7 separate regions of the Homo sapiens genome follow, and all the other regions are linked to region 7. The links are chromatin contacts, found by Hi-C or POLR2A ChIA-PET in ENCODE. All regions are on one chromosome and are shown on one strand. Each heading gives the region's core, a stretch centred on a gene start or an enhancer-like site at or near the end of the contact. The rest is flanking DNA. Distances are from core to core; before and after follow the strand shown.

Region 1 (3,755 bases), core at 831-3,330, 530 kb after region 7:
AACATGCTTTAAAATGTAATAACATGAGAATAATCATCTGCTTACTTTCTAATGTATAAGAGTGTGTTCAATTTGTTACCCAAGATTATCCCACTAGGTGAAATAACTTCACTTAAAGGGAAAATTCTTCCCCAGTGCATCCTCTTTATGAGCCAAACAATGGAAAATTTTCACCTCAGTAAGCTGGCCTCAGGGAGGTTCAGGCTCATCCCTGTTGCCTAGATACCAGTGACATCTCAGGAGCTTACAGAAGGCTCTGGCATCCCTCTTGGAAGGGAGACTGGCAAAGGTTCATCAGTCAGTGGTTGCTCCTTCTTTCCTGGCACATTCCACTGCTCAGACAGATACAGGGCTAGCATACAGTGTACCTGTCTGTCACCTAGGAAGCTTTGAAACACAAAAGAAATCTATTATATCTGTTACACTGATTTCTAGATCTCCCAGGTCCCTGCCTTGCTCCCTCCCTACCCAGGCCCTGCATAAAAAACAAACCAAACAAACAAAAAGCTAGTTTCTACAATTGTATTAACTCTAGTCAGTGTTCTTATCCATTTCATTTCTTTCTCTCTCTCTCTTTTTTTTTTTTTTTTTGTAGAGACAGGGTGTTGCTATGTTGCCCAGGTTGATCTTGAACTGCTGGGCTCAAGTGATTCTCCATTTGATTTCTAACAATGCCTGTGAATTCTAAAGTCACAAAGCAGGTAAATCTATCGAAATGACAATGTCAGACAAGACCACAGAAAATAGAAAAAAAATTTTAAATGACAGTTAACAGTTTAACTTTTTCTCAAAAAAAAAAAAAGTTACTAGGCCATCAATTTGCCTATTATGTCAAATGTGATAAAGTATTCATTTGGCCCTTTCTAACTCTGATAGTGGCTAAAGTTAAAACAACACCCTGAAGCTTCTCTTTAAATACTTAACACCCAAGTTACACGATGCAATTATACAAACCCCACAGCAACAACCTATATAAATAAGCATCTTAGTTCACTTAAAATATTACCTGGCTACAACTGCAAATACAGCAAACATTTTAAACACTAGAATTCAACAAAATTACTGTAATCATGGTCCTCTATTAAAAATATCATAGAACCGATGATCTACAACATTTTTGTTACCACGTTCCAAAGTGCCAGTACTTTTTCTTAAAACTATTCAAGATGATTTTTTGTTCTGTGTACATTCTGCTACGGAAATGTTTAATTCCAAGCAGTGACTAGTTCTGTTTTCCCTGGTATTTAAGAGCACTGGATTTTACTGGTTTCTACATTTTATTTTCACTCACTTTTCTGCTAGTGTAGCTTAGTTGATATATGAGAACGAATACAATCCTAAAATGAAATAAGCCATTAGGATGCAAAAGACAAAAGCGGTCTGTAATCAAACGTAAAGAGTGGAAATATCACTATAAAGGTGTCCTCTTATCCATTTAAAGGCATTTTTTCTATAATAAGGTTAAGTGTGTAGATTCCCTCATCGAACACCATCTGACGGGCCCAAATGGCATTCAACACTCAAAATGGCTGCACATCTGCCGACCCCAGGTAACAGTACCTGAGGCGCTGAGCTGACTCCCTATCCAAAGATCCGGGAAGACCCCTCCACCCGCCAAATATCTGGGGAGATCGTGGCCGCCAATGACCTGGGGAGACCCCTCAATGACACCGTAGATCTTGCGCTTCCCAAGACCCGGGGAGATCTCAATGACCAGGAAAGATCCTGCCCTCCCCCAAACCCGGGAGACCCCCTCCAATGACCGGGGAGGATGCTGGACCCCCAAAACCACGGAAATCCCTCCCCCAATGATCAGAAGAAAAACCCTCCTCCCAAATGACCCAGGGAAATCGAATCCACAGGGACCCCGGGAGATTTCCCCCACAATGACCACGGAAGAAGTCTTTCCCAAATAACCTGGGAGACTCCAATGATCAGAGATCCCGTTTCCCAGTAGCCTGAAAAAATCTCCCTCAAAGCTCCTCGGGCACTAGGGCCATAGGACGCGAGCTTTACCTGCCGCCTCAGCCGGGTTCCTCGGCGTTTCCGTCCTATTGTTTCTCTCGCACCAAAATGGCTGCGGCCAGGCCGAGCCCCGCCCCCTGCACCTCGCTCCCGGTGCCCCTCACTATTGGCTCGTCCTAGGAGCTGCGCACGCGGACTGGACAGCCTGAAAGGCGCTGTTGCTAGGGTGCCAGGATTCGCTGCAGCAGCTTCCGGAAAAGGCGGTGACTGGGGGCGGGGCCAGAGAGGGCGGAGCATTGTCCTCCGTCTGGGAGGGTGGGCCGGAGGTCTGACGGGCGGTTGGGTGGATAGACTAGCTGCGGGCCGATGGACAGCAGGATACCTGGGAAACAGATGGATTGACCAACAGTCTTGGTTTGTTCAGTAGTGAGCGATTTCGCAGGATGCAGGAATTTCAATGCTAACACAGAGACAGTCCACTACAAACTGGGAAGTTGGTCACTCTAGCAGATGGACAGAAGACTGGATGTGAATAGACGGAAAGAGGGACAAAAGAGTGCCTGTAGACGGTGGACAAAGAAATGGTTATAGATACAGACAGACAGATTATTAGATATGGAAGGGTGGACAGAGAAGTGGCCATAGAGTTTTCTGGGGACTGGTGGATGACCCAGTGCCCAACCCAGCTCCCACCAAGCACCACACCACAGGGCTTGTCTGAGGCTCATTTGTCTTGGGCCTGTGTTGGACAGAAGGGCTCTCACCTGAGTGAATGTCAGCATAGCTGTGAAAGGCAAAGGAGAGGGTTAGTGCCACTGAGAATGGGCAGAGCCTCCTACCTGATCTCTGCTCTTTCTGTAAAGGAGAACAATGTTGCAGCCCTGTGTACTGGGCATTTGCAAAGGTGTAAATTCACTCATACACTTTTTAATTCAACAAGTATTTATTAAGCACTTACACTCGGTATTGGAAATACAGCAGTGAACAAAAAAGGAAAATAAATAAATATCCCTGACCTTATAACAGTGGATAGGAGAGACTTCTGTGAGCAGCTCCTCTCACCTTAGCATGTGGTTTCCAGGGCTCCATGTCCTCCTGGTTTCCTCCAGTCTCACCAGTTTCTCATCTGTGTGTTTTCTCTTTGTCTACACTCACTCTTCCAAAATCTTATCCAGGCTCATGACTTCAAATGCCACCTACATGTCAATCACTCCTAAAAGTGTTTGTCCAGTCCAGACCCTTCCTGAGTGGCAGATTCACTAGTCCCACTGTCAACTAGACATCTGCACTCTGACTTCCAGTTGCTGGCATCTCAAACGCAACTTGTGCTACCCTAACACTGGCTCATCCGCCAAACCTACTTCACCCCACTTTCCCCAAATTGAGTGATAGCATCTCAGCCCTTCTTATTGCTCAAGTCAAACACCTCAAAGTACCCCTTGACTACTCTCTTTCCCATCTATATTCAGTGCACCAGGAAGGTCTGCTGTCTCCATCAGCATCATCTACCCAGAATGAAATCACTTCTTGCCACCTCCATACCTTTCACTGAGTCCAAACTGCCACCATTTCTCTTGAGTGCAATGTCACAGCTGCCTCCTGGTCTCCTCTTGCTGCCCCTGATGCCTTCAGTCTGTTCTGCACACATCAGCCTGTGAATACATGAGTCAGATCCTCCCATTCCCTGCTCAGAACCCTGGAGTACTTCCTCCCCAAGGGAAAACCAGAGACATCAGGACCTTCATAATTCCCTATCACCCCCCCGACTGTATCTCCCCGGCCAGCTTTTG
Region 2 (3,724 bases), core at 444-2,943, 710 kb before region 7:
GAGCGAGACTCCATCTCAAAAAAAAAAAGAAAGAAAGAAAAGAGAGAGCATTCAAACATCAGATCAGTTCATAATAAATTTAAAAAGCCTAATTCTTTCCATTTCAATTTATGACCAAAAGAATAAATATGGAAATATATTTATACAGTGTTAAATATATTTATATAGTGTTTTTTACATCATGTGCTCAGTGGGAATACTGCAAATGTGTAAAACACCTAAAATGTAAACTATATTAACACACATTTTAAAAGATACAGGTCTTGGCCGGGCACGGTGGTTCACGCCTGTAATACCAACACTTTGGGAGGCCAAGGCTTGTATAATGCTTGAGCCCAGGAGTTAAAGACCAGCCTGGGCAACACAGCAAGACCCCCATCTCTACAAAAAAATACAAAAATTAGCCGGGCGTGGTGGCACACACCTGCTGTCCCAGCTACTGGGGAGGCTGAGGTGGGAGGATCACCTGAGCCCAGGAAATCAAGGCTGCAGTGAGCCGAGATCGCGCCACTGCACTCCAGCCTGGGAGACAGAGTGAGACCCTGTCTCCAAACAAACAAACAAAAAACAAGTCTTTAGGCATCACTGAGGAACACCTAAAATGGATACAGCACTAACTAGACACCCTCGACCCTGACTCCCTAATAAAAGCGTCAGTCTTTTGCTCAATATCCTGACCTGACAGCAAACCAATAAAGACACGGCATAACCAAACTCCACAAATTTTTGGCCAAATAAAAGAAACACACGCAACGCTAACATTAAACCTTTTCTATGGCCGCTTCACGATAAGTATTACAAAATCCCCAGAAAGAGTTTATTCACCTAGCTCCGACTGTCGCCATACAAGGTGGAGCAGTGAGTGACCCGAACCAGGGGCTGACCCCTGCCAGAGCCCCCACAGCGACTCACTGCCCCCCCCTCCGCATTCCCATCTGCACAACTTTCTGTGATTCAAACAGTCCGGAGCCAGGGCTCCCTGCAACTAACGCTATCGTGACATTATAAGCCGGTTAAATACTGAGGTCATAAACCCACTCAGAAGTAAACAGAAGCAACATTAGTGAGCAAAGTTGAGGTTTAAGCAATACGGAAAACTAGAAACCAAGCAAAACCAGCAAAGCAACTAGCGTTGTCTCTCAATAAGATCTTCCAAAAGAGGCAAAGTGGAGAACCTGCTCTCCCCCGCACTCCGGAAAACCCAAACAGCACCAAAGCAGGTTCTACAACAGCTTCCCGGAGCAACTAGGCCAGGGGATGCGACGCCGCGCATCTCCCCCCGTCACACCAGGGGCCCGCGGAGGTCTGGTGGGGACGCGGAGCTCCAGGGGCCGGCCGGTGCAGGGACACGGCCGGGTTGGGGGTGGGGACGCGCGGCCCTGCCTCCTTGCCGGCCTGCGGTCTCCAGGGCCGGCCCGCACGGCTGCTGGACAGCGCCATGCCCACGCACCCCCGAACCTAGCGGCCCCCATTCCGGAACTCCCAGCTCCACGCGGCTGGGGTCGAGCTGGGGCCCGCGGGCAGGCGCCCTGAGCACCCGCGTGACGGTACCTGTGGTGGCAGCACCTCCCAAGCTGCGGCGGCGGCGGCGGCGGCGACGGGGGCGGCAGCAGGGGCGGAGCGCGGCGTGCGCGCTCTCGGCCCGCAGTCCGGTGCGTGGCGCCCTCCCTCTCTCTCCTGGCCGCCGGGTGCCCGCCCCTTCACCTCTCACCTCCTACCTTTACCCTCCCGCCCCGCCGCCCTCCGCACGTGCGCCCAGCGGCGTGCGCATGCGTAGTCGAACCACATTCGCGTCTCCCGTTCGCCCTCTGGTGGACACCGGAGGGAAGTATGGACGGCCGGGCCGGGCCGGGCCGGGCGGAGCGTGAAGCCGGGTTAGGGCCCGCCGGGTTTGGGCCCACCGGCTCTCATCGGTCATCAAGAACTTGCAGAAAGCCGGGCACGGTGGCTCGCGGTTGTAATCCCAACACTGTGGGAGTCCAAGGCGCGAAGATCGCTTGAGCCGAGGAGTTAGAGACCAACTTGGGCAACGTAGGAGACCTCCGTCTCCACAAGTAAAATTAATTAGCCGGCTGTGGTGGCGCGCACCTGTGGTCCCAGCTACTCAGGAGGCTGAGGTAGGAGGATCACCTGAGCCCGGGAGGTCGAGGCCACAGTGAGACAAAAAACAAAAAACCCACCCTGCACAAGATGCTCATGTTCCCTGTTTTATAATGGCAAAAAATTAGAAGCAGCTGGGCCGAGATACACTGCAAATGCAGATGAGAAGAATAAATAATGTCCATAAAACTAGTTTCCCTATAGACATTTAAAAGCATAAGTTGACATTTAACCATTTTCCACAGGGAACAGGTATTTGTTATAATAGCAACAGCTACGTTCACTGTTTACTAGGTGTCAGTTGCGGAGCTGGTATTGTACATGTCCTCGCATTTGGCCCTCCTGAAAATCCGAGGTAGGTCTTGTTACAGGGCCTCACAGAAGGGGAAGGGGAGGCTGCCTCCCCTCGAGGGAAACACAGGTCCCCACCTGCCCAGCTCTGGCCCAACTAGAGACGCTGCCCGGACCACTCTGGGGGGACTTTGATCATGCTACTGCATGCCCTTGCTGTACCCAGGTCTTGTGTCAGAGGTAAGCCTCCCCTCAGCCCCTGCCTACTGCCCGAGACACCCGCACCCACCCCAGGGCTACCTGGATAAGGCAGGCCCTGTACCTGCCCTCAAAGGCACCAGCAAACTTCTCTGGGAGTTCCAGAAAGTGCAGATCTAGTCACCAATGCAAGGCAGAAATTAGAGGTGGCCCTTCTGACCGCACCAGCCCCCGACCCACTACACATTCTTCAGATACCTCCTCCTAAAACCCAGTTCCCACCGGACTCTGGCCTCCCTCCTTGCCCACCACACTATTGTCACAATGAAAGTAACAATGGGGACAGTGGGCCTTGGCCCAAAGTGACTTTCAGGGTTATGACATTTTCAGCATTGTCTTTTGGCTTAATATGGGAATTTTGATCCTATAAAGAAAGTATTCGCTGGGCGCGGTGGCTCACGCCTGTAATCCCAGCACTTTGGGAGGCCAACACGGGCAGATCATGAGGTCAGGAGATCGAAACCATCCTGGCTAACACGGTGGAACCCCATCTCTACTAAAAATACAAAACAAACAAAAAAAAAATTAGCCGGGCGTGGTGGCAGGTGCCTGTAGTCCCAGCTACTCGGGAGGCTGAAGCAGGAGAATGGCATGAACCCGGGGGGCAGAGCTTGCAGTGAGCCGAGATCATGCCACTGCACTCCAGCTTGGGCGACAGAGCGAGACTCCGTCTCAAAAAAAAAAAGAAAAAAAAAAAGAAAGAAAGAATTTTTTAGGTTATTTTTATTTTTACATTTGAGGTCTCACTCCTTTACCCAGGCTGGAGTGCAGTGGTGTGGTCATAGCTCACTGCAGCCTCAACCTCCTGGGCTCAAGTGATCCTCCCAAGAAGGTAGGACTACAGATGAGCGCCACCATGCCATTTTTGTTTTTGTTATTTTTATCAAGATGGGGTCTTTTGCTGTGTTGCCCAGGCTGGTCTCAAACTCCTGGGCTCAAGCAGCCTTCCCATGTTGGCCTCCCAAACTGCTAGGATTACAGGCATGAGCCACCGTGCCCATCCTGTTTGTTGTATTAAATGAGAGAGAAGCAACAATAGAGAGCATTCAGGGGAACTTACCTACACCCCTTACCT
Region 3 (3,967 bases), core at 917-3,416, 730 kb after region 7:
GAAACCTTGTCTCTACTAAAAATACAAAAATTACCATCCTGGCTAACACGGTGAAACCCCGTCTCTACTAAAAATACAAAAAAAATTAGGCGTGGTGGCGGGCGCCTGTAGTCCCAGCTACTCGGGAAGCTGAGGCAGGAGAATGGCGTGAACCCGGGAGGCGGAGCTTGCAGTGAGCCTAGATCGCGCCACTGCACTCCAGCCTGGGCAACAGAGAGAGACTCCGTCAAAAAAAAAAAAAAAAAAAAAAAATTAGCTGGGCGCGGTGGTGCGCGCCTGTAGTCCCAGCTACTCGGGAGACTGAGGCAGGAGAATCACTTGAACCCAGGAAGCGGAGGTTGAAGTGAGCGGAGATAGCGGCTCTCTCACTGCACTCCAGCCTGGGCGACAGAGCGAGACTCCGTCTCAAAAAAAAAAAAAAAAAAGTAATTGCTACTCCATAGGCAGAGCAGTCCACCCGACAAGGTTTTTGTTGTTGTTGTTGTTTGAGACAGAGTCTCGCTCTGTCCCCCAGGCTGGAGTGCAGTGGCGCGATCTCTGCTCGCTGCAACCTCCGCCTGCCGAGTTCAAGCAATTCTCCTGCCTCAGCCTCCCGAGTAGCTGGGACTACAGGCGCCCACCATCACGCCCGGCAAATTTTGTAAATTTTTAGTAGAGACAGGGTTTCACCATGCTGGTCAGGCCAGTCTCGAATTCCTGACCTCGTGATCTGCCGGCTCCGGCCTCCCAACGTGCTGGGATTACAGGCGTGAGCCACGGTGCCCGGCCACGCGGCATGATTTTTAATGGCTTTCTACATTGTATGGTTTGTTATTGTTGTTTTGAGACAGGGTCTCCTTCTATCACCGATGCTGGACTGCAGTGGTGCGATCTTGGCACTCTGCAGCCTCGACCTCCTCGGCTCAAGCGATCCTATATCACCTCAGCCCCCTGAGTAGCTGGGATGCACAGGTGTGTGCCACCTCGCCCAGCTAATTTTTAATTTTTTTGTAGAAAGGAGGGGGGTCTCACTACATCAAATTCTTGGGCTCAAGCGATCCTCCCACCTCGGCTTCCCAAAGTGCAGGGATTACAGGCATGAGCCACAGCGACCAGCCAGCACAGGTGTCTTTATTTGTTTTATTTTTTATTTTATTTTATTTTATTTTGAGACAGAGTCTCGCTCTGTCGCCCAGGCTGGAGTGCAGTGGCGCCATCTCGACTCACTGCAAGCTCCGCCTCCCGGGTTCACGCCATTCTCCTGCCTCAGCCTCCCGAGTAGCTGGGACTACAGGCGCCCGCCACCACGTCCGGCTAATTTTTTTGTACTTTTAGTACAGACGGGGTTTCACCGTGTTAGCCAGGATGGTCTCGATCTCCTGACCTCGTGATCCACTCGCCTCGGCCTCCCAAAGTGCTGGGATTACAGGCTTGAGCCACCGCGCCCGGCCTGCACAGGTGTCTTGAATATGTATATACGCGACTCCAGTATGGTTGGAAATGATTTGATTTGTTGTCTATGGAATTGCACAACCTGGAGCCTTCCTAACATCAGCGGCTTCATACTGGCATTTCCATTGTGGTGCAGCAACAATCTGAGTGAGCCTCCGTCTCTAGCCACATCATTTGACAACCGGTCCCAGAAGGTAACTGGAAGTCATGATGACAACTCCTATACTGTGAAAAGAAACTGCAAGCAAGGCAGTTAAGATGCAATCTTGCACGGTGACCGTAAGTCGGAGAACTGCGCGGCGAACGAGGCCTCGGCAGGGGAAGCGAAAGCCTGGTGTGGTTGCGGCTCTGGGGCCACCCTGCGACCGCCTCGGGGTGTAGGCAGAATTTCCCGGCCCAGCTCCCCTCTGACCAGATAGCGGCCGAGAAACAATGGTTATCTGCTCCACTGACGCCAGGATGTCTTCTCCGTGCCCGATCCCGGAGTACAAACAGTGAAATGAGAAGCCGGTGAGAAACGCGCTGGTTAAAAACATCTCGACGGGAGACGCTGGTAGGCGAATAGTGGCTCCAGACGCGGTCGGCGCCTGCCGTACCCTGGTCAGACTCTGGGTCAGAGCGCTAAGTTTCAAGGAGGCGGCGCTAAACAGGCCCTCTAGCCGGGAGCCTGTCGCGACCCGAGCGACCGTGGGTCGACCCCGATCCGGAAGTGACGCAACGGCGCCAAGCACTTCCGGAGCTGTGGGGACGACTCTTCTGGAGGAAGCAGCGCGGGCTTGACCGGCGTCGGCCCGCCGCCTCCGCTGCCGCTTCGCCCCAATCCGGTCCCTCTGGCCCGGCCTGACCCGGTCTGGCTTGTTCGGGCTCAGCGGCCGCGAGGCCGCAGCTCCCGGTAAGTGCGCGGCGCACGTCACGGCCTTGTTTACCTTGGCTGGCCGCTGGGGGGGCCTCTCCGCGCGCCTCCCTGGCCGGGCCGGGACTCCGCCTTCGCCGTCGCCCGGGAGGCCCGGGCGCTCCCCGTCGCCGGCACGTTGTCCGAGCATTACCCGCCGTCAGCGGCCGGGCGCCCAGCGTGTGTCTGCCTTTTTTCCTCCCGCCGCCTTCTCAGCTCTCGGAAAGGTCAGAGGCCACCGCCTCTGACCAACCGGCGCCGGCACATCTAGGCCCTCTCTCCCTGTCTGGCGCGGCGGGGAAACGCGCCGCCTCGGGGCTCACCACTCGAGTCATCTTTGGGAGCTCTCGCAGCGCTGCCCGCGCGGTTTAACGCCCGCCTGTGGAGGGTATCCCCAGCTCGCGGGCTCCGCGTCCGCGCGAATATCCCGGAGCCCGCGGCGCCCCTAGGGATGTGCGGCCCCGGAGCTGTGCCGCCGCCTCGCCAGAAGCTGGTTGGGCAGCCGCGTTCTTGGATGACTTCTCCTTAGTACTGTTCATTGCCTGGTCCCATAGAACTTTCTGTCATAGCGACATGTTCTTTACCTTTGCTGTTCAGCATGGTAGCTACTAGCCACACGTGGCCGTTAAGCATTTGACCTGTAGGCTAGTGCACCTGAGAAACTAAATTTTAAATTTTACTTACTTTTTAAGTGTAATTAAATTTAAATAACCACATGTGGCTAGTGGTCACCGTATTAGAAAAGACAGATACAAAGTGTAGGATTTTGAAACGAAATTGCTGATTTCTAGTTTTGTGCCAAGTCGTTTTTCTTCGGAGGTGTAGTTAGTAAATGACCTGAATTCAGCGCTAGTGATCATATCTGGAGTAAACGTCTTCAGACTCACTAAAACTTACGTGTTCTGTGCGTGGTGGGCAAGCCCAGGATGGTTGGTTGTTAGGTCCCCTGAACATGTGACTTTGGCTCTGGAGGAAATTTTTTTTTTTTTTTTTTTTGGTGGGCGGGACAAAGTTGCTGTCACCAGGCTGGAGTGCAGTGGCGGCGATCACAGCTAACTGCAGCCCCGACTTTCTGGGCTCAAGTGATCCTCCTTTCTTAGCCTCCTAAGTAGCTGGGACCACAGGCACGTACCACCACACCTGGCTAATTTGTAAAATTTTTTGTGGATACGTGATCTTAATAGGTTGCCTAAGCTGGTCTTGAACTGCTGGGCTCAAGCTATCCTCCCGGTTTGACCTCCTAAAGTGCTGGGATTACAGGCGTGAGCCACTGTGCATGACCTTTAAAAAAATTTTTTTTGAAAAAGTGCCCGGCCCACTTTTTCAAGTAGAATTCGGATATTTAACTTTGAGATGATTAAAAATTAAATTTTCATTTAAATGTGCACCTAGAACATTTAGTATGAAATGGAGTTCTCTCTCTTTTTTTTTTGGAGGAGCCTGGAGTTTTCCCCACCTAAATATTTGGTTGGTGAGAAGCCTGTGAGCAATTTCTTTTTTTTTTTTTTTTTTTGACACGGAGTCTCACTGTGTTGCCCAGGCTGGAGTGCAGTGGTGCAGTCTCGGTTCACTGCAGCCTCCATCTCCCAGATCAAGCAGTTCTGCCTTAGCCTCCCGAGTAGCTGGGATTACAGCTGGGATTAC
Region 4 (3,986 bases), core at 246-2,745, 770 kb before region 7:
CAGCCTGCAGTGGGGCAGGGGGTACTCAGTGGGAGGAATGGGCCCCAACCCCCAGCAGCTTCAGCCCTCATGCTGAGAGGAAGCAGCACAGGGACCTCAGGCCTGGGGATGGAGAGAGGACACAGGCCCCACTGCGTCCTTTTCTCCTGCCTCTCCAAGTCCTCCTGCTAACACCTGCCAACACTTGCTGCTGGAGGGGCCTGCTTGCCTTTCCACAGTTAGGGGCTGAGTTTCTTGGCCTGGAAATACACTGAAGCACCCTGAGGTTTGACACAGAATGTCCCCACCCCTAAGCTCCACCTCAGCTGGAGCCAGAAAGCTGCTACCATTCCTACGGTCAGAGGGCCAGCAACCTGACCTGCTCCAGAGTCCCCCAGAGGTCCTAGTCCCAGGGGGCCTCAGCCTTCCTCCCATCTCAGTTCAGCTCCCTGGAAGAGGCACTGCTGCCCCAAGGCCAGCCCAGCCCGGCTGGTGAATGATTTTGCCCAGCACTTTCCAGTGTCTGCACACCATGCAGCGGCCGATGAACCCGACCCAGGGCAATGTGGTGGCCACAAGTGGGTCCATCCCAGAGCACTCAACTAACAGGCTCCTGTCCTGGGCCACTCTGGGGAGAGGATGGCTCCTGTACCTGAGAACCCTGGAGCTGCTTCTCCCACAGGCTTATCTCCTCAGAAGCCACTAGGGTCTGGGCAGGGAGGACACAACGGGCAACTCCCCAGAGCCAGGCTTCCAGGGGCCACCAGGGCCTGAGGAATACCCTTTGCCACTCTAAGGCCAAGTGCAGCACCACAAGGGGCCTGGAGCACCGGCCCTCCAGAAGAGGGCAGGGCAGGGCAGGGGTGGCAGGTACCATGATGAGGCGCTGTGCCAGGCGGGTGCGGGCCAGGAAGTAGACAACACGCAGCCTCTTGGGGAGCCGCAGGTTTCGGAAGGAAGACGGCTGCAACGTGATGGTGTGGGGTGTGGACGGCCTCACAGCCAGCTGCCGCTCGTAGCGCGTTGGCTGTCCCACTGGCTTGGCTGAGGGCAGGCAGGCCTCAGGGGGCAGTCGCTTGTTCAGGTCTGCTAGCTGTTGGGGGCACAGTGGTCAGGGCCTGAGTCCACCATCCAGAGGCTGCTCGCACAGGACCGCTGTCCTGCCCGAGGTCTACACCCTTCTCACCCAGGACTCCCTCAGTACAGCCAGGGCTGAGGAGGCGGGCAGGGCAGGGCTCAGCCCACTCCTACCTCCATCCGGCGAATGTCAATGGACAGGACAGTGGTGAAAAACAGCATCTGAAGGAAGAAGTCAGACACCAGCCCCACGACAGCAAAGAGACAGAACTCCTGGAATCAGAGCACATGGGGATGGGGGGGTGCCGTGACCTCACTGTCCCAGCCCAAGAGGAGCAGTACCCGGACTGCAGCCACCTCATAACCGGCAGGGCAGCAGCAGGCAGGGCACAGCAGAGATGAGAGATGCTGGTTGGTCCTCAGCTCACATACCAGCAGCAGCTCACCCCGTCTCCACCAGGGGGCAGAAGAAACCCTCACACTTTCTTCAGAAAGGGCTGAAAGGGAAGGGGAAGTACCTTCCCTGAATCTTCCGGTCCCTCTAGAGGGGACTGAAGGCCTGATCCAACCCGGAAACCTCTAAGCCCCACCAGCCTGCTCCCCAAAAAGTCCTTCCCCACTGAGCCCCCGCCCTGCTCATGCATCACCAACCCAGCTAGAGCCCAGGCCTGATTCAGGGGCTCTCAGAAAGGTTCCCAGCCAGCAACTGCCCCGGAACAATGAAGAGAGAGAGAGAGGGATTAATTCTCTAAAACTGAAAAAGGGTGAGCTCTCTGCTCCCCAAGCTCTGTCAGCAGACAAAATTTTCTGAGATGTCGGTGTTGAGACCTCTAGCACATCACCACAGTGCTACTCCGATCTGGGGTAAGACCATGGAGTGCAGATAGTGGCACAGTGGTTGTCTCAGCTCTAACGTCCCAAGACTGTACCCTATCCTGCAGATACTACTGTTTTTCCAGGAGAAGCAGCCCACAGCCCATCTGTTCTCTGCTCACCCCCATCCCTCAGCTGGCCTGCCAGCCCTGGGGGAAAGACGGGCGAGAAAAGATGGCATCCTCCCCTTCCTGCAACTCCTTCTGGAATGGCTGGCATCAGTCTGGGGTTCCAGCTCAGTGCAGGGCCACCTCCACCTCTGCTCACAGCCCACAGCTGAGTGAGGGCACTTTGCCAAGAGCAGGGTCACTCTGGGCAATGGGTGGTGGCCCTCCCACTGGTCAGGCCAGGCAAGGCCATGCGTCTGGCGACTGCGGCACAGGCCAGGGCCAAGGGAGGAGACCGGAGGAAGGGTCTAGGAACCCCACGGTGCTTCTCCCTCAAAAATGGGAAACAGGTGTGACAAACTGCACAGCCAGTCCCCAGCTCCTGCCATGCCCTTGCAGCCTCCTCCTGCCACTTGGCTGAAAGGGAAGCAGGCAGGGAGGGGTAGGAAGACAGGGTCAAGGGCAGAGTCTGCCTGGCTAGGTGCTCAATCTGGGAACCCAGCCAGGGTTTGCTGAGCACTTCTGAGCCAGGCATGCCAGGGGCCATCTGGGTGCTGTAGTGATCTGCTTGCCAGGCAAAGAGGTCCCACCTCAGAAGCAAGGATGCCTGTGCTGAAGAGGGGAGCACCCTGCCCATGGCTGCACAGCTGGGGAGCACAGCAGTTGCTTCCATGCTCATCCAGGTGGCAGGCCTTGGGGCCTTACCTGGATGGCGGGCACTAGGGTGAAGTAGCCGATGAGGATGATGCCCAGCTCCGTGGCCATGTTCTTCATGATGGACCAGCTCTCGCTGCTTAGGCCTGCAGAGGGCAGCAACAGGGCACAGGGCAACACATGGCCACTCTGCGACATGACTCACACAACCTCATGGGCCTCGGAGTGGCAGAGGCATGGCAAGGCCCCCCAGCCCTTTGAAGGAGCCATTCCACCAAAGCACCCCAACCCTCAGGGTCCTGCTAATGCCCAGACTTTAAGGGGCCATCACCACCACACAGCTGCTACGGGGAACGGGTGTTCACAGCCTGGAGGGTGCAGAGGAGAGCTATAATCATCAAAAGAGGGAAGAAGCAGAGTGTGGAGATGAGAAAATCCACAAGGAAAGCCAAGTGCCACCCACAACAACCACATCCAACCTCCGCATGTGGTTCTTGTCTGGTCTGCACGGGCCAGCATGACAGTGTGCCCATCAACCACATGGCAGAAGCACTCGGCGGGTAGAGGACCTGGCTGCGTTCTTCCTCAAGCCCCTTCCTGTAGTGAGCCCTGATCCCACGCTATCACACTGTCGCATGTCTAAGGCTCTGTGCTCTTACTGGGTAAGGACAATTTCGCCCCATCTCTTCCTAACTCCATATCCAGCACAGGGCCTGGCTTATCACAGAGGCTCACAGAGGTCTGGATGAATGGACGGCTGCCTACAGCCCCATTCCTCACAGACATGGGGTGACGAGGAAGAAGAGGCTCAAGTGACCAGGCCTCCAAGGCCAGGCTCTCCCTTTTCTCATTTTCCCTAGAACCCCAGATCCCCAGTTTCTACCAGCAGGGCCAGAGGGAGCTTTTCTGGCAGCCGTGAAGGCAGCGTCTCTGAAATGGCCAGCCCCCGGGGCTTGGGCCTAGTGTGCTGGAGTGAGGCAGTAAGAGAAAATACTAGGCGCTAAACTCCCCAGACAGAAAGCCACCACCAAACACAAGCCCCACCCACACTGAAGTGCAGTGGTGTGATCACGGCTCACTGCAGCTTTGACCTCCCAGGCTCAAGCAATCCTCCCACCTCAGCCTCTTGAGTAGGTGGGACCACAGGTGCATGCCAATATGCCCTGCTAATTTTTCTATCTTTTGTAGACATGGGGTTTCACCATGTTGCCCAGGCTGGTCTTGAACTCCTGGGCTCAAGTGATCCACCTGCCTCAGCCTCCCAAAGTGCTGGGATTACAGGTGTGAGCCATGGCA
Region 5 (4,175 bases), core at 1,570-4,069, 660 kb after region 7:
AAAATTGTCTCAAAGCAGGTTACTGCTTTGTGATTTACAGAGATGACAGTGAAACAAACCTGAAATAAAGCTTTTAAAAACAAATTTGTCCCTGGAAGATTGTTGTCACTGTCCTCAACTTAAAGATAAGAAAATCTGAGATCAAACAGGTTTGAGAATTTGTCCAAGACCACAAAGCAAACCTGTGGCAGAGTTTAGAAAATAATTTCTGATTTCCCAAAAACCCATGATGTAATGTGCAATAAATCAAGGGAAACCCAGAAGAGCCCTTGTTACTCCTTTAGCATGAATACACTTAGGGAGATTGCCCAGTGCACTGAAGCTTGTGACCTCCCACAGCAATGACCGTTAATTAACTCCTTCCCTGCCGTGACTTGAATACTGGGCCAGACCAGATACAACTCAGAACTAGTTTTGTGTGTGTGTGATCTAATAACACTAAGATCCTAACTTGGCCTCTCAAATGGTTTCATTGTTTTGTTAAATTTTAGTTGTTCAAAAGTAGGCCAATTCTACTGTTAAATTGACAAAGCATATGTTGAAGCAACCAAGGAAACTGTAATAGCTTCTTAACACTCTTGCGTAGATCAGATGTAGAAAGTGTTATTTTGGACAGGAGCAGTAGCTCATGCCTGTAATCCTAGCACTTTGGGAGGCCAAGGCAGGAGCATTACTTGAGGCCAGGAGTTCAAGACCAGCCTGGGCAACACAGGGAGACCCCGTCTCTATAAAACACTTAAAATTAGTAAGGCATGGTGGCACATGCCCTTAGTCCCAGCTACTTGGGAGGCCCAGGTGGGAGGATACCTTGAGCTTGTGAGGTTGGGGTTGCAGTGAGCCCTGATTGTGCCACTACACCCCAGCCTGGGTGACAGAGCGAGATCCTGACTTTAAAAAAAAAAAAAGGTGTGATGATCTTGGATCACCAAATCTGTGAGGGGAGGGACAGTCTCCAACTTGTTTCCTGCTCGGTCCTTATTGCGTACTCTTGGAGTTTATTGCAAACTCTTGGAGAAGGTTTACTATTACTAAATGATAAATCCTGACACAGCAAGTAGAGCCAATGAAGCTGCTCTCCTGATCTCAGTCTCTGCTGGGATCCTTTCCTTTAAAGCTACAACCCACCCACTAAACAAGAATATAGTTACTGGGTTTTTCCTTTTTCTTTTTTTTTTTTTTTGAGACGGAGTTCGCTCTGTCGCCCAGGCTGGAGTGCAGTGGCATGATCTTGGCTCACTGCAACCTCCGCCTCCCAGGTTCAAGCGATTCTCCCTGCCTCAGCCTCCCAAGTAGCTGGGACTACAGACGCCCGCCACCACGCCCGGCTAATTTTTGTATTTTTAGTAGAGACGGGGTTTCGCCATGTTGGCCAGGCTGGTCTCGAACTCCTGACCTCAGGTGATCCACCCGCCTCGGCCTCCCAAAGTGCTGGGACTACAGGCGTGACCCACCACGCCCGGCCAGGTTTTTCGTTTTCAAAAATGAGGTAGGGTGTCTATTTTGCCCAGGCTGGTCTCGAACTCTTGGATTCAAGCGATATTTCCTCCTCAGCCTCCAGAGTAGCTGGTATAGACTATAGGGGCCCACTGCCCCGGCCGGCAAGATAATTATTTACTCTCACCAAATTTGATTCAATCGTTTTGGCCAAGTTTTTAAAAATAGGAATATTCCCAGGGACCATGTTTGAAGAAATACAAACTCAAGTAAGCAGAGGTGAAATGACCTGAGAGATTTGCTTTAATACACTTCGGCAAAGAAAGAAAAAAGGTATGGATGAAACTTTGTGACAAACGCAACTGTTAAATGTAGGTGATGGCATATAGGGATTCATCTCACCTTTCCTCTTTTGTCTATGCTTAAAAGTTTTCACAGTAACTTTTCAAAAAAAATTATTATTTCCAAACAAACTTACTGTCCTATCAATTAAACACAAGTCACTGGATGAGAACGCTGTTGTCTTCGAAGCCAAAACTGGTGAAGGGTCTTAAGCAAAGGCGAGGGATCCTCTAGCAGGGCCGACAGCGCGCACGTTTCCTTCAAGGCTGGATCTGACAAATCACTCGGTGCGCTCTAGGGCTCGCAGGATCGCGGAGCTCAATTTGGAAGTGGCGCACGCGGGCTCACGCCGGTGTCTCAGGGAAACGCTAGAAACGCGGCTACAGAGCTCCCAATCCCAGCCTGCGGTCGGCTTGGCTGCGGCGCGACACCTGGCTCCCTGCCACCCCTCTAGACCTCTGGAGACCTCCTGCACCACTCCCCAGGGCCCCGCCCACAGCCTACCTTCCAAGTCCTCGTCCTCCTCCGACTCGCTGTCCCCTTTGGCGTCGGCGACACGGTCCGGGCCGGGTTCTGGCGGGGGGTGGCCCAGGCTCTGGCGTGGGGTGGCGGCGGGCAGGACTGAGGCTGGGGCGCGGGCCTCGCGCAGGCGGGTGAAGTACTCCACTGCGAATTCGACGAGGTCAGGCGGCTGCTGTCGCAGCACCTCCACCGTGTAGCCCTGCAGCAGCTCCGTGAGCCCCGGCGGGATCTGGATGTGGCTCATGCCGGCGGCGGCCGAAGGGATAGACGGGTTGGGCCGCCGGCGGCCACTGTCTCCGCGCTCACTCACGCCGGCCTTTCGCTCCGCGCCCGCGAGGTCTCTTCGCGCACGGCCCCGGCTCACGTCGCGCCGCTCTTTGGCCGGCTCTGCGTTTCCGGGCCGCGCAACCCTACGCTACCACGGCCGACCTGGCACCGCCGCCGCTGTCACTGGGCAGCCGCCGCCGCCGCGGGGACCGACGGGCAGGCGAGCTGGACGGGCGGGGCAGGCGTCCTGGTTGTGACGCACGCCACCGCGGGCGTGCGCGTCCCCGCTTAGCACCGGCCCTCAGTGCGCTTGCGCCACTAGATGACCCGCCCCCTCGGGCTGTCGGGGGGTCGAGACAGTGGAGTGTTCCTGATGCCAGCTCACGGAGGGAATCCAGGGAATTAGGTAATGAACGGTCTACCCATGAAGGGGACCGATTAGTGCCTCTCGCCTGGTCCTGAAGACCTTTAAATTATTCTTTCAGCTGATGCCAAGAGCCTCTTTTTGGCCAGCACTTACTAAGCACCAGAGACACAGCGAGAAGCAGAAGCATACGAGCACATCAGTGTGATTCTGCTGTGATGAAGGGCAAGAGAGGGCTCACTTTCCGGCGTGACATTCAAGCTAGCCCCGAGGCCTGAGCAGGACCCGCCCAGGGGAAGATCTGGAGGAAAGCCATCTGAACATACAACAAGAGCAAAGGCCTGGTGGAGTCAAGACCACCTTGGCTGCCAGGTGGAATGGTGGAATAACTCAGGAGTCTGTCAGGTCTCTGAGATGTCAAACGGGTAAGGCCTTGTAGGAAGTAGGCGTTTGAATGAGATCATAATTTGAGAGCCACAGACAGAAAAATAAATTTGAAAGAGTTCACTCAGCCAAATGTGTACAGTGAGAAAGGGAAATAAGGCCAAAAGCAGCAAAGACCTCTGTGCCTGTTCCTCCTGGAGCACTTTCACCAGGGTCCCCAGATCTAGGTCTGCCCATTCCTCTCCCCACATTCTACACTGGGCCCTAGGTCAACACTGCTTGATGAAGTTGAGCAGACCACAGGCATTGTTATCCTTTGCCCCTGGGAAGATGGTATAGGTGAACTGTAGAGGCCAGACTATTTCCCAAATTGCCCTCCTCCTCCTACCAAACTGGAAGGGTATTGAAAAAGGTGGAGACCTTCCTGGGATGTCCAGTCTACAGCCTACGTGCTAACCAAAGGCCCACTGGGCATAGAGCAGAGTCCCCCTCTCCTTACAGGCCTAGCCAGGAAGAGAGTAGCTGTAGGTTTGGGAACCTGAGGGCATTTGGGATGCTTAAACACCGCCTGGTAATTACTCAGTATTAATTAAAATCCTCCCTATCACCTCCCATACAGGCTTGGCACACACCCAGGAGCTCAATGCTGCTGGGAGCTGAGCAGCTGGGAGCAAGGAGCCCTCATCCCCACTGATGAAGAGGCCAGCCCAGGTTCTAGGCTAAGCAGGCCTGTGATTATAAACAGCAGTGTCTCCCTGGACAAGTTTCTTGACCCTGAGAAGAATGTTAGACCATCAACTTTGTGAGGGGACAGGCAGTCTCCAACTTTTTTCCTGCTCAGTCCTTATTGCATACTCTTGGA
Region 6 (3,768 bases), core at 473-2,972, 760 kb after region 7:
TTATTTTGTGACAGTGTCTTGCCCTGTCACCCAGGCTGGAGTGCAGTAGAGCTATCATGGTTCACTGCAACCTCAACCTCCCAGGTTCAAGTGATCCTTCTACCTCAGCCTCCCAGGTAGATGGGACAACAGGTTCATGTCACCATGCCCAGCTAATTTTTTGTACTTTTTGTAGAGACAGGGTTTTGCCATGTTGCCTTGGCTGGTCTTGAACTCCTGGGCTCAAGTGATTTGCCTGCCTTAGCCTCTGAAAGTGCTGGGATTACAAGCGTGAGCCAGTGTACCAGGCCAACTTTGTATTTTTTTTACCTTAGTAAATTCATAAATTCATTTATTAGTGTTTTTTTTCCCCCTGTGGAGTTTCACTCTTGTCCAGGCTTCAGTGCAATGGCAAATTTTTAAATTAAGGATTTTTGTGTCTATGTCTGTGGAATATTGGGGTTTTTTTTCTTGGTTATGTTTTATCATGGTTATGCTAACCTCATAAAATGAGTTTGGAAGAAATGTCCCTTTCTTCTCTAGTTTGTAAAAGTGTTTATGTAAAATTAGTGTTGATAGAATTCATCAGTAAAATCCCTGGGCCTGGAACTTGGTGGGAAGGGTTTCGATCATGACTTCAATGTCTTTACTATATAAAGAGCTGCTCAGTTTTTCTTTTTCATTTTGTGTCATTGTTGGTAAGTATTCTTCAAAGAACATGTTAATTTCATTTAAGATGTCAATTTTATTAGAATTAGGTTATTCATAACATTTTCTTATTTTCCCTTTAATGTCTATAAGAATTGTAGGGGGTGGTCCATCTTCTACCTCTGTTATGGATAATTTGTTTTCTCTTTTTTCCTAATTGTTCTGTTTTATCAACTTTGTTGATATTTTTAAAGAATCCATTTTTAGACTTCGTTAATTTTTGCTGTTACTTGGATTTTATTTCTTTCTCTTTTTAATTGTTACTATTTTCTTCTTTTTACTTCGTTTTAACTTAGTCATCTTTTTCTAGCTTCCCTTTTTTAGCTGTAATACACGGCAGTGACTAAATTTTTCTAGCGTCTTAGGTTAGATCTTTATGTCATTGATTTTTGGACCTTTTTTAATATATACATTTATAGTTTTAAATTTTTGTGTAGGCATTATATTAGCTGCATCTCACAAATTATGTAGTATTTTTGTTATTCAGTTCAAAACATTTTCTAATTTCTCTTTTGATTCCTGCTTTGACACAGGGGTTCTATAGAAGTATGTTCTTTAATTTCTAAATGTATGCTACAAAGAAGGGCATTATTGGTAGCTGACAGTTAAGAGAAACATATGGGGGTTCTGGAATCATTCAGTGAATTGCTGTGGGGAGGAATTAGGTGATGGGTCCTGAAGACTCTCTTCTACTAAGGCATATAAAGTTTGTCCTGTCAATACTGGAGAGCAGTGATGGGTTTTAAACAAGGTAGGAACTGATCCTGGCAAGAGTTAAGGGATCTGCAAGAATTGTGTTATTATTACTGTTGCATAAGGGTGTCAGGAAGCTCATCCTGAGGATGATGGAGTGGAAGGGATATACATTAAGATGCCTTTCCATGTGAGTGAGGCCCTTCTGATGGGAGTGCTGAGGAGAGGAAGAACTAGAGATTGGACACTGGAGTGGTGATGATGGGAGAGGGTAAAGTGGTTAAGGAAGAGTGAGACGTGGAGGAAAAGGCCAACAGTCCTACCTTGAGAGGAGTGGGAATGTGGTGCCCCCCACTGGCAAGATGGGGATACAAGAGGAAGAGCACAGAGTACCTGAACAGGTGCTGCAAAAGACATCATAGAGATCAAGAGGGGGTCATTAAGGCAGAAGGAAGTTAAGTGTCTGATTTCTGTCAGCAAGATAAGGTATGAGAAATGTTTGAATTTGGCAACAAGGGAGTTTATATTGCCTGGTATATGTGCATAAAGAAAGAATATCTTAGTATTTCTACTGTCAGCAATTTTTTTTTTTTTAAACGCAGTCTCGTTCTTGTCACCCAAGCTAGAGTGCAGTGGCGCGATCTTGGCTCACTGCAACCTCTGCTTCTCGAGTTCAACCGATTCTCATACTTCAGCTTCCCAAGTAGCTGGGATTACAGGTGCCCACCACTATGCCCGGCTAATTTTTATATTTTTAGTAGAGACAGGGTTTCACTATGTTGGCCAGGCTGATCTCAAACTCCCGACCTCAGGTGACCTGCCCGCCTCGGCCTCCCAAAGTGCTGGCATTACAGGTGTAAGCCACCGCGCCTGGCCAGCAATTCTGAGTAGATTGAAATTCATCAATTGAAATCAACATCTTATCAAATTATGAGCCAAACTGAATTAAAATCAGGAATAATCTGTGAATTTTTAATTTATGATTTTGGCAGTTAGACCCCATAAGCTTTGAAAAGTATTATAGTTATTAAACATGATTATTCATTTTCTTTTTTTTATTTTTTATTTTAGACGGAGTCTCGCTCTGTCTCCCAGGCTGGAGGGCAGTGGTGCGACCTCGGCTCACTGCAAGCTCCGCCTCCCGGGTTCACGCCATTCTCCTGCCTCAGCCTCCTGAGTAGCTGGAACTACAGGTGCCTCACAACGCCCGGCTAATTATTTGTATTTTTAGTAGAGACGGGGTTTCACCGTGTCAGCCAGGATGGTCTCGATCTCCTGATCTCATGATCCGCCCACCTGGCCTCCCAAAGTGCTGGGATTACAGGTGTGAGCCACCACGCCCAGCCATTATTCATTTTCTTGAAACAGTGTCTTGCTGAGTCACCCCGGCTGGAGCGTAGTGGCGTGATCATGGCTCACTGCAGCCTCTACCTCCTGGGCTCAAGCGATCCTCCTACCTTAGCCTCCTGAGTAGCTGGGACTACAGGCACATGCCACCATGCCCAGCTAATTAAAAAAAAAATGTTTTGGCTGGGCGTGGTGGCTCACACCTGTAATCCCAGCACTTTGGGAGGCCGAAGCGGGTGGATCACCTGAGGTCTGGAGTTTGAGACCAGCCTGGCCAACATGGTGAAACACTCTCTACTAAAATACAAAAATTAGCCGGGAGTGGTGGCAGGTGCCTGTAATCACCGCTACTTGGGAGGCCGAGACAGGAGAATCGCTTGAACCTGGGAGGCGGAGGTTGCAGTGAACCAAGATCGCGCCATTGCATTCCAGCGTGGGGACAGGAGCGAGACTTTGTCGCAAAAAAAAGAAAAGGCCGGGCTTGGTGGCTCACGCCTGTAATCCGAGCACTTTGGGAGGCCGAGGCAGGCGGATCACAAGGTCAGGAGATCGAGACCATCCTGGCTAACACTGTGAAACCCCCGTCTCTACTAAGGCATCGTGGTGGGCACCTGTAGTCCCAGCTACTCAGGAGGCTGAGGCAGGAGAATGGCGTGAACCCGGGAGGCAGAGCTTGCAGTGAGCCAGGATCGCACTACTGCACTCCAGTCGGAGCAACAGAGTGAGACTCTGTCTCAAAAAAAAAAAAAAGTTTTTTTCTACGTATAGGATCTCACTATTTGCCCAGGCTGGTCTCAAACTTCTGAATTCAAGTAATCCTGCCACCTTGGCATCCCAAAGTGCTGAGATTACAGGCTTGAGCCACCACACCCAGCCTGTAAGTATTCTTTACTCATGGTTTTGTGAATGTACAAAATGACTGTCAAAGAGATTCCACCATCTTAGGGTTTGCTCTTTAAACAGGGATGAGATTTCCTCTGGGGAATAGTGGAAATGAATTGGAGAATGGGTTTGCTGGAAACAGTAACCTAATGAATGGTA
Region 7 (4,115 bases), core at 1,133-3,632:
AAATGCACTGGCAATTTCCTCCATAGCAGCATCACTGAAATGATTTCATGACACTGTACTTCCAATCATTTGATCCTGTATTTTAACCAGTAAGATTGCCTGAATGCCACTTACAGTGGTATGGTGAATTATACTTTACTACCCATCCTTCAAGGGCAAGCACACACCACCTCCTTATAGACATTTGAAACCTATTTCCTTTCTTCATAAACAGCCACAAGGGCTCCTTTGTATTGTTCTCAATAATGTTTATCACCGGGCGCGGTGGCTCACGCTGTAATCCCAGCACTTTGGGAGGCCGAGGAAGGCGGATCACCTGAGGTTGTGAATTCGAGACCAGGCTGACCAACATGAAGAAACCCTGTCTCTACTAAAAAATACAAAATTAGCCGGGTGTGGTGGTGCATGCCTGTAATCCCAGCTACTCGGGAGGCTGAGGCAGGAGAATCACTTGAACCCGGGAGGTGGAGGTTACAGTGAGCTGAGATCATGCCATTGCACTCCAGCCTGGGCGACAAGAGCGAAACTCTGTCTCAAAAAAAAAAAAAAAAAAGTTTATCACCCAATGCCATGACTTCCTCAAGTTCTCACCAAAACTAACCTCCTGGGTGAAAAGGCATGTTTCAGGAAATTCAGAGTATTGCTCCCCACACAGCAGACTTAAATACCTGAATCTGTTGACTCGGAGGAGCCCATTCTCTGCAGATTACTGTTGTTCTTCACCTCCAGTGGTTGCTCATAATCACTGAAACCAACAGAAATAAACCATGAATGATTTATAGGATATAATTAAAAGGTCACATGCAGGAGATAGGCCATGAGATTAAGAAGCAGCCAGGCTGCCAGAAACCATTTCTAGGCCACACCACAAGTGGCAAAGATCCCACTTTGCCACTCTGAACACCCAATTAGCACTTGGGCAAAGGAGAAAAAAGGAGTGGGTGGGCATGGCCTTGGACCACATTGCAGGTTATGATGGCTATGGCAAATGTTGGGGTATTTCCTAAAATAAAAGCATGTGTTCTAAGTACTGAGACAGAGTCGGGATGAAAGTTGAACAGGACACTTTCTGCTTTTCAGAAGTTGGGAAACGCACAAGACATGTGCTTAGCAAACGGGATGCCAGAGATTGAAGGGAAAGTAGCTCTTCCGCGGGAAACACCGTGGGATGCATTTTTTGCTATCAGGAAAAGCCCAGGAAGCTTTCTGAAAGTTGGGTAAAAAGACCTGGCCTTAGGAAAGCAGCAGAGTGGACATCAGGAATGTGCACAGGGCGAGGGACTGAGATGATTTTACATAAACGCCAGGAAAGAAAATGCCATGGTCCTTTGTTGAGAAGGAACAAAGATCACAGCAAACGAAGATCCTGAGGATGGTTTAGCAAAGGGTGAAAGTGAGTGCCTAGAAGAGCCTGATTTTCCCCGCGGGGGTAGATTCCAAAGAGCTTCCAGGGATAGAGATAGAAGGAGAGTACGGAGCAATCCGAAAGGGGTGAAGGTGGGCCTGGCTCGGGCTTAGGCCCAAGGATCTCCACCTCTTCCCCTGGAAGGTCCCGACGGCCTCTCCCGCCCAACATTCCGCCCGGGCGGGGGTGCACATGGCAGGCCCTAGCCCGGCTGTCCCCGAGCGGCGAACCCGGACGGACGGGTCTCGCCCTTCTCCCGGTCCGTTTCCTGGCCTGATCTCTCCGAGGCCGACACCGAGGCCAGGGGCCCGGAGCACCGCCCGCCGGTCTCTCCTTACCTGCCCAGACCCTGCAGCTGGTCCATAGTGACGGTCAGGTTGGTGACAGGCGACAGTCCCCCGGCGGCTGAAGCGCCAAATAGCGCCTTCACGACGGGCTGCGACGCGGGAGGGGGGCTGCAGGCGAAGAGCAGGCGGCGGCGGTGCGGGGGCTCCGGGCCCAGTTCCATGGCGGCGCCCGGCCTCGCAGAGCTCCCGCTCCCTCTTCCTCTGCCTCCGCCGCGACCGCCCCGCCCCGCCGACACCGGCCTCGGCCGCGCGCCACCGGCGCCCGCGGGTCAAACACAAACACGACTCCGCGGTTCAGGGACGCGGCTGCCGCGGGCAAGCGGCGCGGCCGGGCGGGTGTGCGGACCCTCCAGGCGCCAGCCACCAGCCACAGGCACGGGTGCTTCCCTCTCACACCGCGAGGCCAGCGGGCGGGCGGGCGCCGGCAACCTGAAGATTAAATCCAAACAAACGTGGCGGGTCGGCAAGAGAAGCCGGGCGAGAGCCTCGAGGCAACGGCCCAGGCTCACGCTGTCTTCGCTGTTCTCCCACCCGCTTGCCCAGCTCCGGGTAGCAGAAAACCAAGCCGACCTACACCTCTTACCCAGGCTGTCGCAGCCAGGCCGGCCTTTCGCGGTAATAGCGGCTCAGTGGGGCCAGCTGCTGCCCCGCCCCCCTTTCCTAGTTGGCGCCAAACGGAATCCACCAATCAGTAAGCAACTTCTCCTCCTCTCAACCGAATGGCAGCTAGGCTGGGCCAATGAGAGGGGAAGAAGAAAGCGGCTCGCGGGACTCTGCCAGGTCATCGGCTCTCAGAAGGGGGCGGAGCCCAGAGCAGAAGAGCGGGGATCAAAATGAGAGGGGGAGCAGAGGTCAATGAAAACTCCCAGCAGAACCTGCGAGGCGCTGCTCGCGGCTGAAAGGCCCCTTTGCCCCGTCGCATGCTGGGAAGCGTAGTTCCCATCGCGAGCTGCCGTCCAGTTAGCTTCGGCCCCCTTTGGGCCTCCGCTACCTCGCCCCCAGCCGGGCGCCCCACACTCTGAGGCAATGTGGAGGCTAAGGAAGACCTGTGGAGGTCTGGCCGGATCCAGCCTTGGCTCGGCCTCTAACCGTGCAGTATTGTGGACCCCTTTCTTCCGCCCCGGGCCTCCAGGCCCCATTTTATAATGAGGGAGGGAATGCAATGACCCCCAGGACTGGACTCGACCACCAGGGCCCAACTCTGGAGGGCTCACAGACCCTGGGTGCTGCTGGCCTCATGGGATTTGAACCCCGCAGTACAACCTGTGCTGTGGGCCTCAGCATTTTTTGCTCACTTCCATTCTAGCCCTTATTGGATGCTCTTAGAATCATTTCTTTCTTTCCCACCACTTCTTAGCCCCCTGGGAGCTCCTAGAGAGAAATAACAGCAAACACAATAATAGCAAATAATAGCTAAAGTTTACATAATGCTTATGCACTTGACACTGTTCCCAGTGTGTTAATCTGTATTAATTCATTTAATCTTTACAACTCTGTGACATAGGAATTATCCCCATTTTCTAAGTGGGCATATTTACTTTTACAGCGCCGAACCTGTGGCAGCTCCTAGACGGATTTTGAGGGCCATAAGTGCATGATTTAATTGCAACCTACTGCTGGGCTTAGTGGCTCACGCCTATCATCCCAGCACTTTGGGAGGGCGAGGTGGGAGGATTGCCTGAGCCCACGAATTTGAGACCAGCCTGGGCAACAAAGTGAGACACCCCCTGCCCCCCACTCAAAAAAAAAAAACCCTACAGTTTGAAAAGCCATGCTGGACAGGTGGAAACCCCAAACCTTTGGCCCCAACACCAGACCCTTCACAGTGAGGAACCTCTCTCTCAGGATTCATCTCCTTTTCTGTGCACCAGTGCTCCACCACCCAGGAACCTCCCTTCCCTCCAGAAACCCCAGGCTATTTAGGCCTCTCTGCACAGTTCACATGGTCTGTGGTCCCACTGTTTCAAATAGTTCTCCCTGTCGTATCTCTGAATACTTTCCTCTCCTCCTGTGTTTTATGTGGTTTAATACTTGGCTCAACAGGCCGGGAGCGGTGGCTCACGCCTGTAATCCCAGCACTTTGGGAGACCGAGGCGGGCGGATCACGGGGTCAGGAGATCGAGACCATCCTGGCTAACATGGTGAAACCCCGGCTCTACTAAAAATACAAAAAATTACCGGGCGTGGTGGCGGGCGCCTGTAGTCCCAGCTACTCGGGAGGCTGAGGCAGAAGAATGGCTGAACTCGGGAGGCGGAGCTTGCAGTGAGCCAAGACCGAGCCACTGCACTCCAGCCTGGGCAACAGAGCGAGACTCCGTCTCAAAAAACAAAAACAAAACTTGGCTCAACATTCCTGTTACTGC

What was found. Hi-C counts contacts between places; a loop is a spot of excess contacts on that map. ChIA-PET counts read pairs that join two places held with the same protein, here RNA polymerase II (POLR2A). Pooled maps may share reads with other maps.
Region 1: a map of CD8-positive, alpha-beta T cell shows a loop between it and region 7 (29-fold over the local background). The contact joins the promoter of IP6K2 here to the promoter of CDC25A in region 7. A Hi-C loop is called at or near these places in 1 of 168 maps with a recorded cell type or tissue (CD8-positive, alpha-beta T cell), 2 of 37 single-sample maps with no recorded cell type and 9 of 50 pooled maps. POLR2A ChIA-PET finds 5 or more read pairs at or near these places in 3 of 52 experiments (WTC11, activated T-cell and endothelial cell of umbilical vein).
Region 2: a map of naive thymus-derived CD4-positive, alpha-beta T cell shows a loop between it and region 7 (17-fold over the local background). The contact joins the promoter of SCAP here to the promoter of CDC25A in region 7. A Hi-C loop is called at or near these places in 1 of 168 maps with a recorded cell type or tissue (naive thymus-derived CD4-positive, alpha-beta T cell), 1 of 37 single-sample maps with no recorded cell type and 8 of 50 pooled maps.
Region 3: a map of naive thymus-derived CD4-positive, alpha-beta T cell shows a loop between it and region 7 (12-fold over the local background). The contact joins the promoter of ARIH2 here to the promoter of CDC25A in region 7. A Hi-C loop is called at or near these places in 1 of 168 maps with a recorded cell type or tissue (naive thymus-derived CD4-positive, alpha-beta T cell), 2 of 37 single-sample maps with no recorded cell type and 9 of 50 pooled maps. POLR2A ChIA-PET finds 5 or more read pairs at or near these places in 1 of 52 experiments (H1).
Region 4: a loop to region 7 is called in a pooled map, with 8 times the contacts of the local background. The contact joins the enhancer-like site here to the promoter of CDC25A in region 7. A Hi-C loop is called at or near these places in 6 of 50 pooled maps. POLR2A ChIA-PET finds 5 or more read pairs at or near these places in 2 of 52 experiments (activated CD4-positive, alpha-beta T cell and activated T-cell).
Region 5: a loop to region 7 is called in a pooled map, with 10 times the contacts of the local background. The contact joins the promoter of PRKAR2A here to the promoter of CDC25A in region 7. A Hi-C loop is called at or near these places in 1 of 37 single-sample maps with no recorded cell type and 6 of 50 pooled maps. POLR2A ChIA-PET finds 5 or more read pairs at or near these places in 2 of 52 experiments (SK-N-SH and naive thymus-derived CD4-positive, alpha-beta T cell).
Region 6: a loop to region 7 is called in a pooled map, with 2.4 times the contacts of the local background. The contact joins the enhancer-like site here to the promoter of CDC25A in region 7. A Hi-C loop is called at or near these places in 1 of 50 pooled maps. POLR2A ChIA-PET finds 5 or more read pairs at or near these places in 2 of 52 experiments (CD4-positive, alpha-beta T cell and IMR-90).

Annotation. Positions count from the first base shown.
Region 1 is chr3:48,715,141-48,718,895 of GRCh38, forward strand. It overlaps IP6K2 (inositol hexakisphosphate kinase 2), which reads right to left and starts at 2,081. Exons shown (of 6, transcript NM_016291.4): 1 at 2,017-2,081.
Region 2 is chr3:47,474,248-47,477,971 of GRCh38, forward strand. It overlaps SCAP (SREBF chaperone), which reads right to left and starts at 1,694. Exons shown (of 23, transcript NM_012235.4): 1 at 1,552-1,694. LOC105377073 (a long non-coding RNA gene) reads left to right here and starts at 1,698. Exons shown (of 3, transcript XR_940821.3): 1 at 1,698-2,117; 2 at 2,395-2,455. RefSeq lists a silencer at 1,242-1,781.
Region 3 is chr3:48,916,676-48,920,642 of GRCh38, forward strand. ARIH2 (ariadne RBR E3 ubiquitin protein ligase 2) reads left to right here and starts at 2,167. Exons shown (of 16, transcript NM_006321.4): 1 at 2,167-2,323. It overlaps ARIH2OS (ARIH2 opposite strand lncRNA), which reads right to left and starts at 2,710. Exons shown (of 1, transcript NR_161301.1): 1 at 1,113-2,710. RefSeq lists enhancers at 1,044-1,794, 1,600-2,069, 1,795-2,546, 2,547-3,297 and silencers at 2,240-2,339, 2,410-2,489.
Region 4 is chr3:47,419,701-47,423,686 of GRCh38, forward strand. SCAP (SREBF chaperone) reads right to left here. Exons shown (of 23, transcript NM_012235.4): 10 at 2,742-2,836; 11 at 1,231-1,329; 12 at 854-1,072; 13 at 1-4. Among named protein-coding and RNA genes, the nearest start is that of PTPN23-DT, 40 kb to the left of the region's middle. RefSeq lists an enhancer at 1,812-1,861. Within about 2 kb of position 1,496, at least 22 of the 41 ENCODE cell types and tissues checked have a DNase peak (open chromatin) inside an H3K27ac peak, as active enhancers do.
Region 5 is chr3:48,845,055-48,849,229 of GRCh38, forward strand. PRKAR2A (protein kinase cAMP-dependent type II regulatory subunit alpha) reads right to left here and starts at 2,820. Exons shown (of 11, transcript NM_004157.4): 1 at 2,281-2,820. The coding sequence starts at 2,542. PRKAR2A-AS1 (PRKAR2A antisense RNA 1) reads left to right here and starts at 2,883. Exons shown (of 3, transcript NR_109997.1): 1 at 2,883-2,971; 2 at 3,051-3,354; 3 at 3,933-4,175. RefSeq lists a silencer at 2,633-2,962.
Region 6 is chr3:48,950,974-48,954,741 of GRCh38, forward strand. The region is part of intron 3 of ARIH2 (ariadne RBR E3 ubiquitin protein ligase 2); the gene reads left to right. Among named protein-coding and RNA genes, the nearest start is that of ARIH2OS, 33 kb to the left of the region's middle. Within about 2 kb of position 1,723, at least 2 of the 41 ENCODE cell types and tissues checked have a DNase peak (open chromatin) inside an H3K27ac peak, as active enhancers do.
Region 7 is chr3:48,186,035-48,190,149 of GRCh38, forward strand. CDC25A (cell division cycle 25A) reads right to left here and starts at 2,383. Exons shown (of 15, transcript NM_001789.3): 1 at 1,744-2,383; 2 at 669-745. The coding sequence starts at 1,913. RefSeq lists an enhancer at 1,468-2,096 and a silencer at 1,840-2,049.